Regions from separate parts of the Homo sapiens genome. Here region 1 is linked to region 2. A link is a contact called in ENCODE Hi-C or POLR2A ChIA-PET data. All regions are on one chromosome and are shown on one strand. Each heading gives the region's core, a stretch centred on a gene start or an enhancer-like site at or near the end of the contact. The rest is flanking DNA. Distances are from core to core; before and after follow the strand shown. Region 1 overlaps ADCY3 (adenylate cyclase 3). Region 2 holds the start of LINC01381 (long intergenic non-protein coding RNA 1381).

Region 1 (4,148 bases), core at 940-3,439, 340 kb after region 2:
CTAGAAAATACCTCATTGCTTTTGGAAACCCTCCCCAAAGGATTCCTATTTGAAAACCCCAGCCCCAGGGAACCAGCCTCAAGGCAGGAGTGACATCCTGTGGGCTGTTTCCTGCCTTATCCTCATTTGGCTCAAGCCACAGACAGATAAACTCAAGTTTGGAAGAGTTCCTTTGCTTTCTTGGCCTACACTGTGTAATATTTGGCAAGAATATACAATTATAAAGAAATAAAAAAGAGGTTGGCATAGTGGCTCAACGCCTGTAATCCTAACACTTTAGGAGGTTGAGGCAGGAGGATTGCTTGAGGCCAAGAGCTCAAGACCAACCTGGCCAACATAGTGAGACCTCCATCTCTAAAATAAAAGACTGATAGAGGCTGTATTAGGGTTCTCTAGAGGGACAGAACTAATGGAATAGATATCTATGAAGGGGAGTTTATTAAGTTTTGACTCACATGATCACAAGGTCCCACAATAGGCCATCTGCAGGTAAGAGCAAGGAGAGCCTGTCCGAGTTCCAACACTGAAGAACTTCAAGTCCACTGTTGGAGAGCTGGATGCATCCAGCACAGGAGAAAAGTGTAGGCTGTATGGAGGCTAGGCCAGTCTCTCTTTTCACCTTTTTCTGCCTGTTTATATTCTAGCAAACTGGCCACTGATTAGATTGTGCCCACCCAGATTTAGGGTGGGTCTGCCTTTCCCAGCCCACCGACTCAAATGTTAAACTCCTTTGGCAACACCCTCACAGACACACCCAGGATCAATACTTTGTATCCTTCAATCCAATCAAGTTGACACTTAGTATTAACCATCACAGAGGCATATTCCTTCAAGCCTTTTTTTTGGTCCTGATATTTGAGAGTGTCCTAGCCATGTTTTATCCTGATTAAGAGATTATAAATGTAACACCTTCCTCTCACATAGTATAGCAGCTGAGAGCCAAGTACCAGAGTCTCTGCCCCTCTCCTATGGCCTTAGGGGAGATAAGTGTTAAGTAGTTATTGCACAGTGCCTGCACATAGACACTCAAACTCTCTACCATCATATGATTGTTGGATACAATTTTGAAGATATAGAAAAGTAGAAGAGGCCACCAAAACCTCCCTTAATCTGGGACTTTTTTTGAAAAATAATTTTTAAAAATGAATATGGTATTATAAATTAGATATGCAGTTAGAAAAACTCAGGTTTGCTTCATTTTTTTTTCTTTTTTATAGAGCTAAAATGAAACCCCTTGAAAGTGGTTTAGTACACTCACCATGTTGTGCCACCACCACCTCTAGCTAGTTCCGCAACATCTTCCCCCAAAAGAAAACTTGGGACCCGAGCTTGATTTTTATTTGTTTTTATTTTTTTTAATTAATTAATTTTTTTTTTTTGAGGCGGAGTCTCGCTCTGTCCCCGAGGCTGGAGTGCAGTGGCACGATCTCGGCTCACTGCAAGCTCCGCCTTCCGGGTTCACGCCATTCTCCTGCCTCAGCCTCCCGTGTAGCTGGGACTACAGGTGCCCGCCACCATGCCCGGCAAATATTTTGTATTTTTAGTAGAGACGGGGTTTCACCGTGTTAGCCAGGATGGTCTCGATCTCCTGACCTCGTGATCCGCCCACCTCAGCCTCCCAAAGTGCTGGGATTACAGGCGTGAGCCACCGCGCCCGGCTACCGAGATTGATTTTTAAAACCAGATAGAAAGGGACCTGGTGAGCCCTGGGACAGGCCTTGCACGTGAGGACAAGGGACCCAGACCCTAGCACAGTCCCACAGTCCTATGCTCCAGCCTCACCTTGTGGTGGATACCTGTCTGTACTGGGGGTTGGGGAGGGATGACCCCGCTGGTCATCTTGGACCTGGATTTGCATCCACAGCCTCTGCCAGCGTTTTTGGGGGACTGTGAGCCCTGGCTTTCTCTGTGTGGTGTTGGTACTTTACCTCTCTGGTCTTTAGTTTAATTTTCTGAAAATGGGATTAAAAATAATACCATTGTTAGGGGATAGTTTGGGAATCACATGAAATAAGGCAGAGGGGAGTCTAAAAACCATGAAGCCCTTTGGGGCTCCAAGATGCCGTCACGCTGGCCCCCAGCCCCTGGGGAGGCACCGGCTGAAGTCAGGGTGGTGAGGTAGGATGGGAGCTGGCTGGGGCCTGTGCATCCTTCCCCTTCTCTCTTCCAGCCAGGACAGAGGTCACTCCCTCCCAAGGCATTGGGGCTGACGTTGGGAGTGGCGTGGGCTCTGGGCTGATTTGACGTTTCAGAAACATCAGCTGACGGGTCTTCGGAGCTGAGTGCAGGCCGGTACTAGAGGCTGCATGACCCCGTTTCACTTTCCTCCTGTAAAAGCTCCTCATGAGAATAAAAATGAGATAATAGATGGAAAAACACTTTGGAAAGGGCCGCAGACAGTCCTGGTATGAGAGGAAACAGAACCTGGTTTGGAAGTGGCTCCAAAGAGCCATTTGAGGTCAGTGTCAGAGCAGGCCATCCCTTACTTACATGTGTGCTTAATGTCTTTTTTAAGAAAATTCTCCATTTAAAAAAATTATGAGTGTCTCCTATAAAAACAATCGTTAATCTACCCTCTGCAAAAAAGGGGCCTCCTTCCAGAATTGAGTGCCCAGGGTCCATGTCTCACTTTTTATTTGGTCAGGTGCTCTTATCTTTTTTTTTTTTTTTTTTTGAGATGGAGTCTCACTCTTTCGCCCAGGCTGGAGTGCAGTGGCACGATCTTGGCTCACTACAACCTCCACCTCCCAGGTTCAAGCGATTCTCCTGCCTGAGCCTCCCGTGTAGCTGGGACTACAGGTGCCCACCACCACACACAGCTAATTTTTGTATTTCTAGTACAGACGGGGTTTCACCATGTTGGCCAAGCTGGTCTCAAACTCCTGATCTCAAGTGATCTGCCTGCCTTGGCCTCCCAAAGTGCTGGGATTGCAGTCGTGAGCCCCATGCTCGGCTATTTATCTTGTTTTCTAAGCTGCCTTAAGAGTGTGCGGCTGAAGGGCAGCCCTGGCCATGTGGCTGTCCCAGCAGGTGTCTCCTCGCTGGGCCTCAGCTTCCTCCTCTGCTGTGAAGTGAGGTGTAGGGATGCGCTGGTGACCTGAGCCCGCTCTCTCTCTTGCCATCCCCTGGGAAGTTGTACCTTCTGTTATGAAGATGACCAGCCTCCTAATGACAGTCAACTCCCAGATGGGTGGGCAGCCAGCCATGGTCCAGGAGGGTGAGGCGGCACAGTCCCTCAAGCACAGGCATCCCTTTCTGCCTCCTCACTGGGGTGAGCATGTCCACATGTCAAAGGGTGCATTGAGGCAACAGAGCATTTGGGTAATGGCAAGGGTCTCAGATTCCAGTGGCTTTGCTGCTTTAACCTCCCTGGCTCCAGTCTCCTTCAGGGAGGTAGTGGAGCCTGCCCTGCCCTGAGGCCTTGTGGATTTGGAGCTCTTGGTGCAGCCCTGGCATGCGAAGCGTCCTCTTTGCCTCTGCCGAACACATATCTGGCTTCGCAGGCAGTGCCATGGCGCTTCCCTGTGGTGCGGGGCCGCCAGGGTGCATGCTGACCTTGGTCCAGCCTCCCGGCTCTGTGGGCATGTGAGGGTAGAGCAGGAGGCCCAGAGGACAGAACTGGAGTTGTTTGTCTTTATTCCCATGTGACCACACTTCAGGGGTTAGTTGGGGACCTTGAGGGTTGCTAAGCACCCCAGCCGCCACCTGGCAACAGGCGGCACCCAGAAAACCCACTCAGCACACACCTGCTGCCAGGTGGAGCTACAAAACTGAGCCTCTCTGAATCATACTCAGAATCACTTCCCAGGGATCGGAACATGGTTGACGGAGGATGTGGGAAGATGGAGGGATGACAGGGGCAGGCCTATGCTTCCTTCACACGCGTCCTGTGTGGTTAACTGGCCCTGTGCCTGGTCCTCCCTCGGAGGTGAGGACTGTCCACAGTGCCCACCCTCAGACAGGAGGATGCTGCAGCCAGGGCACGTAGAGGGAGAGCCCAGGGCAGACTGCACAGGGTCTAGGGTAGAAAGCCATCCCCATCTTCACCCTTGGGATCCTGGGGAGACAGCTGAGGTGGACGCTGGGTGGGTTTCCATTCAGGTCTTGGGGGACTGCACAGAGACACAGCTGCCTCTCCCCACCTCTCC
Region 2 (4,412 bases), core at 941-3,440:
GCACTTTAGGAGGCCGAGGCAGGTGGATCACGAGGTCAGGAGATCGAGACCATCCTGGCTAACACGGTGCAACCCTATTGCTACTAAAAAAAATTAAAAAAAATAGCCGGGCGTGGTGGCGGGTGCCTGTAGTCCCAGCTACTTGGGAGGCTGAGGCAGGAGAATGGCGTGAACCCGGGAGGCGGAGCTTGCAGTAAGCCGAGATTGTGCCACTGCACTCCAGCCTGGGCGACAGAGCGAGACTGTGTCTCAAAAAAAAAAAAAAAAGAAAGAAAAGAAAAGAAAATCTTTCAAATACCACCATTTATATAACACATTTCTACATATGCACACGTGTGCTTTAAAAAACAGCTCTAGGCCGGGAGTGGTGGCTCACGCCTGTAATCCCAATACTTTGGGAGGCCGAGGTGGGTAGATCACCTGAGGTCAGGAGTTTGAGACCAGCCTGGCCAACATGGTGAAACCCTGTCTCTACTAAAAATACAAAATTAGCCAGGTGTGGTGGCACACGCCTATAATCCCAGCTACTTAGGAGGCTGAGGCAGGAGAATTGCTTGAACCCGGGAGGTGGGGGTTGCAGTGAGCCGAGAGCGCACCATTGCACTCCAGCCTGGGCAACAAGAGTGAAACTCTGTCTCAAAAGAAAAAAAGAAAAAGAAAAAAAAACCCAGCTCTAGTAAAATTGTAATTTACAATTGTGATAACACTGTATAGAACAAAACACACAAGTATAAGTAACATTTGGGAAATCTGCATTAGATCAGCAGGTTACATCCCTGTCAATATGCTGGTTGTGATATTGTACTATAGTTCTGCAAGATGTTACCATTGGGGAAAACTGGGTAGAGGTGGGATCTCTGTATCATTTCTTTTTTTTTTTTTTTTTCTTGAGACGGAGTCTCACTCTGTCACCAGGCTGGAGTGCCGCGGCCCGATCTTGGCTCACTGTAACTTCTGCCTCCCGGGTTCAAGCGATTCTCCTGCCTCAGCCTCTCGAGTAGCTGGGACTACAGGCACATGCCACATGCCCGGCTAATTGTTGTATTTTTAGTAAAGACGGAGTTTCACCATGTTGGCCAGGATGGTCTCAATCTCTTGACCTCATGATCTGCCCGCCTCGGCCTCTCAAAGTGTTGGGATTACAGGCGTGAGCCACCGCGCCCGGCCTATATTTTCTTATAACTGCATGTGAATCTGCAAGTATCTATATAACATTTTCGATTAAAAGAAAAAGCAATTCTGAAGGAGTTGAGATCCATGAGAATTTACCATTTCATGTTAAACCATTTTTCATTAAGATTACATTATAAACATTTCCCCGTGTTTCTACAGACCTTGCAATAATCACTTACTGGCTACACGGCATTCCATCTAGTGGGTGTAAAACCGTTCCCTTAACCATTCTCCCTTGCTAGGTGGCGAGGTTGTTTTCAATTTTTAGCTCACACTAATAATGCCATAATGAACATGATTATGCCTAGGGCACGGTTATTCCTTTGAATTATTTCATTAGGATACATTCCCAGGGAGTGGGGTGCCTGGGCATAAGGTTCTGGACCTTTATGACTGTATTAGGTATTATTAATTTAATATTATATCCTTATTATTGCCCTTTCTAAGGTACAGATCGGCTTTTCCCCAAGTGAGCAAAAGTTCTCTGGCGCGCCTTTCAGCATTCAGATTTGTGGGGGAAAACCTAGGGGCCCCCCACTTGTTTCCGCCTGCACAGTGTCAGGCCAGAGATTTGAGTGGCAGAATGACAGAGGCAGCAGAGTGCAGCTAGAGGAGCTGTCACGGGCGTCACCCTCCCACGGGGCCCGGGCGGGCGTCCGGGGACCTCCTGGGACTCGGTGGCGCCGGCTACCTTCTCCCCAGAGCAGCAGAGGCCGTGAGGGGCCCTGCGGGGCCATGAGGGCGCGCGGCTTTCTTGAAAACAGAGCAGCCTCTGCTCACCCTGCAGGCGCTCTGGAGCTGCAGGAGGCCATTTCTAGAAGGCACCGGATTCGGCCTAATGCGGTGGCGAGGCCGCTGCGTCCCTCGGAGCCCGGTGGGGAGGCCCTGGGTGCCGCGCCCCAAGGCTCGCGGGCGATTGCCGCCCGTGAGGCGCCGCCGGGGAAGTCCGGAGCCCTGGCGTCCCCAAAGCCGTCCGCGGCTCTGCGTCCCAGTCCCGGGCGAGCGCCGCGCAGAGGCCCGAGGACCCCACGCCTGGGTGGGGAAGGCGCGGCCTCGCCATCTTGCTGGGCCACGGGCGCTCGGCGCAGGCGTGCGCGCTTGTGCAGTGTTCACCTCTTTTGGGATTTTATTCTCGTTTCATTTAATTTAACTCATTTAAAAAATTTTTTTTATTTTACTTTTTCTTTCATTTTAGTTTTGTTTTAAATTTTATTAATTTCATTAAATTTAAATTTTGTTAATTTAATTTTAATTTTAGGTGGTTTTTTTTTTCAGTTTGGATTGCCAGGTTAAATGTAGGAGGTCCAGTTAAATTCAAATTTCAGATAAGCAACAGATACATTTTTAGTATACATCTATCCTGTTTAGGATGTCCTATTTAGTATCAGAATGTCTCCAACGTTTTGTCCTGGTTTTTTGTTTGTTTGTTTGTTTGTTTTTTGCGACAAGGACTTGCTTTGTTGCCCAGGCTGGGGTGCAGTGGCACAATCATAGTTCACTGCAGCCTCCAACTCCTGGACTCAAGAGATCTTCCTGCCTCAGCCTCCAGAATAGATGTACACCACTACACTCAGCTAATGTTTGTATTTTTTGTAGAGCTGGGGGGCGTCTCGCTATTTTGCCCAAGCTGGTCTCGAACTCCTGGGCTCAAGTGATTCTCCTGCCTTGGTCTCCCAAAGTGCTGGGATTCCAGGCATGAGCCACCACTCCTGGCCTGGCCTGTATTTTTATTTGCTAAATCTGGCAACTCAATTTGTGGTAGAACCCCTTCTTTGGAGGACATCTGACTCAGAACCCTAATACCTACCCAATGACAGCGAGTGGTCTGTGTGAACTGGGGCCAGGACTAGGGGGTGCAGGAATGTGAGTGTCACCCAGTGTCTCCCAGACTGGCCTGAGGAACCCCCTGAGCAGAACCGAACCACTGAACCTCTCTTACAGGGGCTGAACTCCCCGAGGGCAAGACAGCAACAGCCGCACCAGGTAGACTCTGTACATTGGATTATTCCAGCCATGGCTGGCTCCTGTCCTCTCAAAAGTCCCTCACGGGCCGGGCACAGTGGCTCACGCCTGTACTTCCAGCACTTTGAGAGGCCTCACTTGAGGCCAGGAGTTCAAGACCAGCCTGCCCAACATGGCAAAACCCTGGCTAATACAAAAAATTAGCCAGGCATGGTGGCACACACCTGTAATCCCACCTACTTGGAGAGGCTGAGGCACAAGAATAGCTTGAACCTGGGAGGTGGAGGTTGCAGTGAACCAAGATCGTGCCACTGCACTCCAGCCTGGGCAACAGAGCGAGACTCTGTCTCAAAAAAAAAAAAAAAAAAAAAAAAATCCCTCAGGCCCATATCCTGTGAGCAACAAGCTCTGAAGGAGGGGCCCAGGTCTGCCACTATGGGATGTGGGCAAGTCACTGGCCTCAGTTTCTCCATCTGTGAAATGGGGCTGTTGTTTGGGCTGCTGGAGATAATCTATGTGAAAGTGCCTGGTGAACCTGGACACCCAGAGACTCTAAAGCATGCTTTTTACTGAGGCATAATTCACAAACAGTGACATTCCCCAATTTTAAGTATTGAACTCAGTGCATTTTGACTGATGTTTACAGTTGTGTGACCACCACAATTGCATATATATACATATACAAACATATATGTTGAAGAGTTGAAGGCCATAGCCCTTCTTTGAGGAATTCCGGGTCTGGTGGAGAAGCAGACCACGTGTACTTGACCACCACACACCTGTGTGAGCAGCAGCTCAGGAAGGAACACGGGGGCCAGCGAGGTATGCGGCCACTCTTCCGGCTGTAACGCCCTAGATAGAGCATTTAGTCTGGCCGCCTCTAACGCAGCCACATCAAGCCTTCAGTCCCACCCTTGCTGGGTCTGGAATACCCGGGCAAAGCCACATCCTCTTTCCTCTTTTATCTGGCAGAGGCTCATTCCTCTCCATGTTTCAAGGCCCAACTCAGATGCTACCTCCTCTGAGAAGCCACACCGATTTTCCTGGTGATTCTGGGACAGATTTGTGGCTCCTGCTCATTGGGCTTGGGACCTGCAGGTGGTGAGGGCTAGAGGGAGGCAGAATCTTAAAAAGGGGGTCCCCAGTGGGAAGGGCCGTGGGGTGGGCTAGGGGAGCATCATGTCCTGTAACAGGAGATGTGAATGGCAGGGCGGGATGTGGAGGTTCAGGGCGGGATGTGGAGGTTCAGGGCCAGCCCAGGAGGCTGGGGGCCAGGT

The links. Hi-C counts contacts between places; a loop is a spot of excess contacts on that map. ChIA-PET counts read pairs that join two places held with the same protein, here RNA polymerase II (POLR2A).
Region 1: a loop to region 2 is called in a map of posterior vena cava, with 8 times the contacts of the local background. The contact joins the enhancer-like site here to the promoter of LINC01381 in region 2. A Hi-C loop is called at or near these places in 2 of 168 maps with a recorded cell type or tissue (IMR-90 and posterior vena cava). POLR2A ChIA-PET finds 5 or more read pairs at or near these places in 1 of 52 experiments (B cell).

What each region holds. Positions count from the first base shown.
Region 1 is chr2:24,859,777-24,863,924 of GRCh38, reverse strand. All of the region lies in intron 3 of ADCY3 (adenylate cyclase 3), which reads left to right. Among named protein-coding and RNA genes, the nearest start is that of ADCY3, 58 kb to the left of the region's middle. Within about 2 kb of position 2,189, at least 5 of the 41 ENCODE cell types and tissues checked have a DNase peak (open chromatin) inside an H3K27ac peak, as active enhancers do.
Region 2 is chr2:25,202,091-25,206,502 of GRCh38, reverse strand. It overlaps LINC01381 (long intergenic non-protein coding RNA 1381), which reads right to left and starts at 2,190. Exons shown (of 2, transcript NR_132378.1): 1 at 1,954-2,190. RefSeq lists a silencer at 1,853-2,192.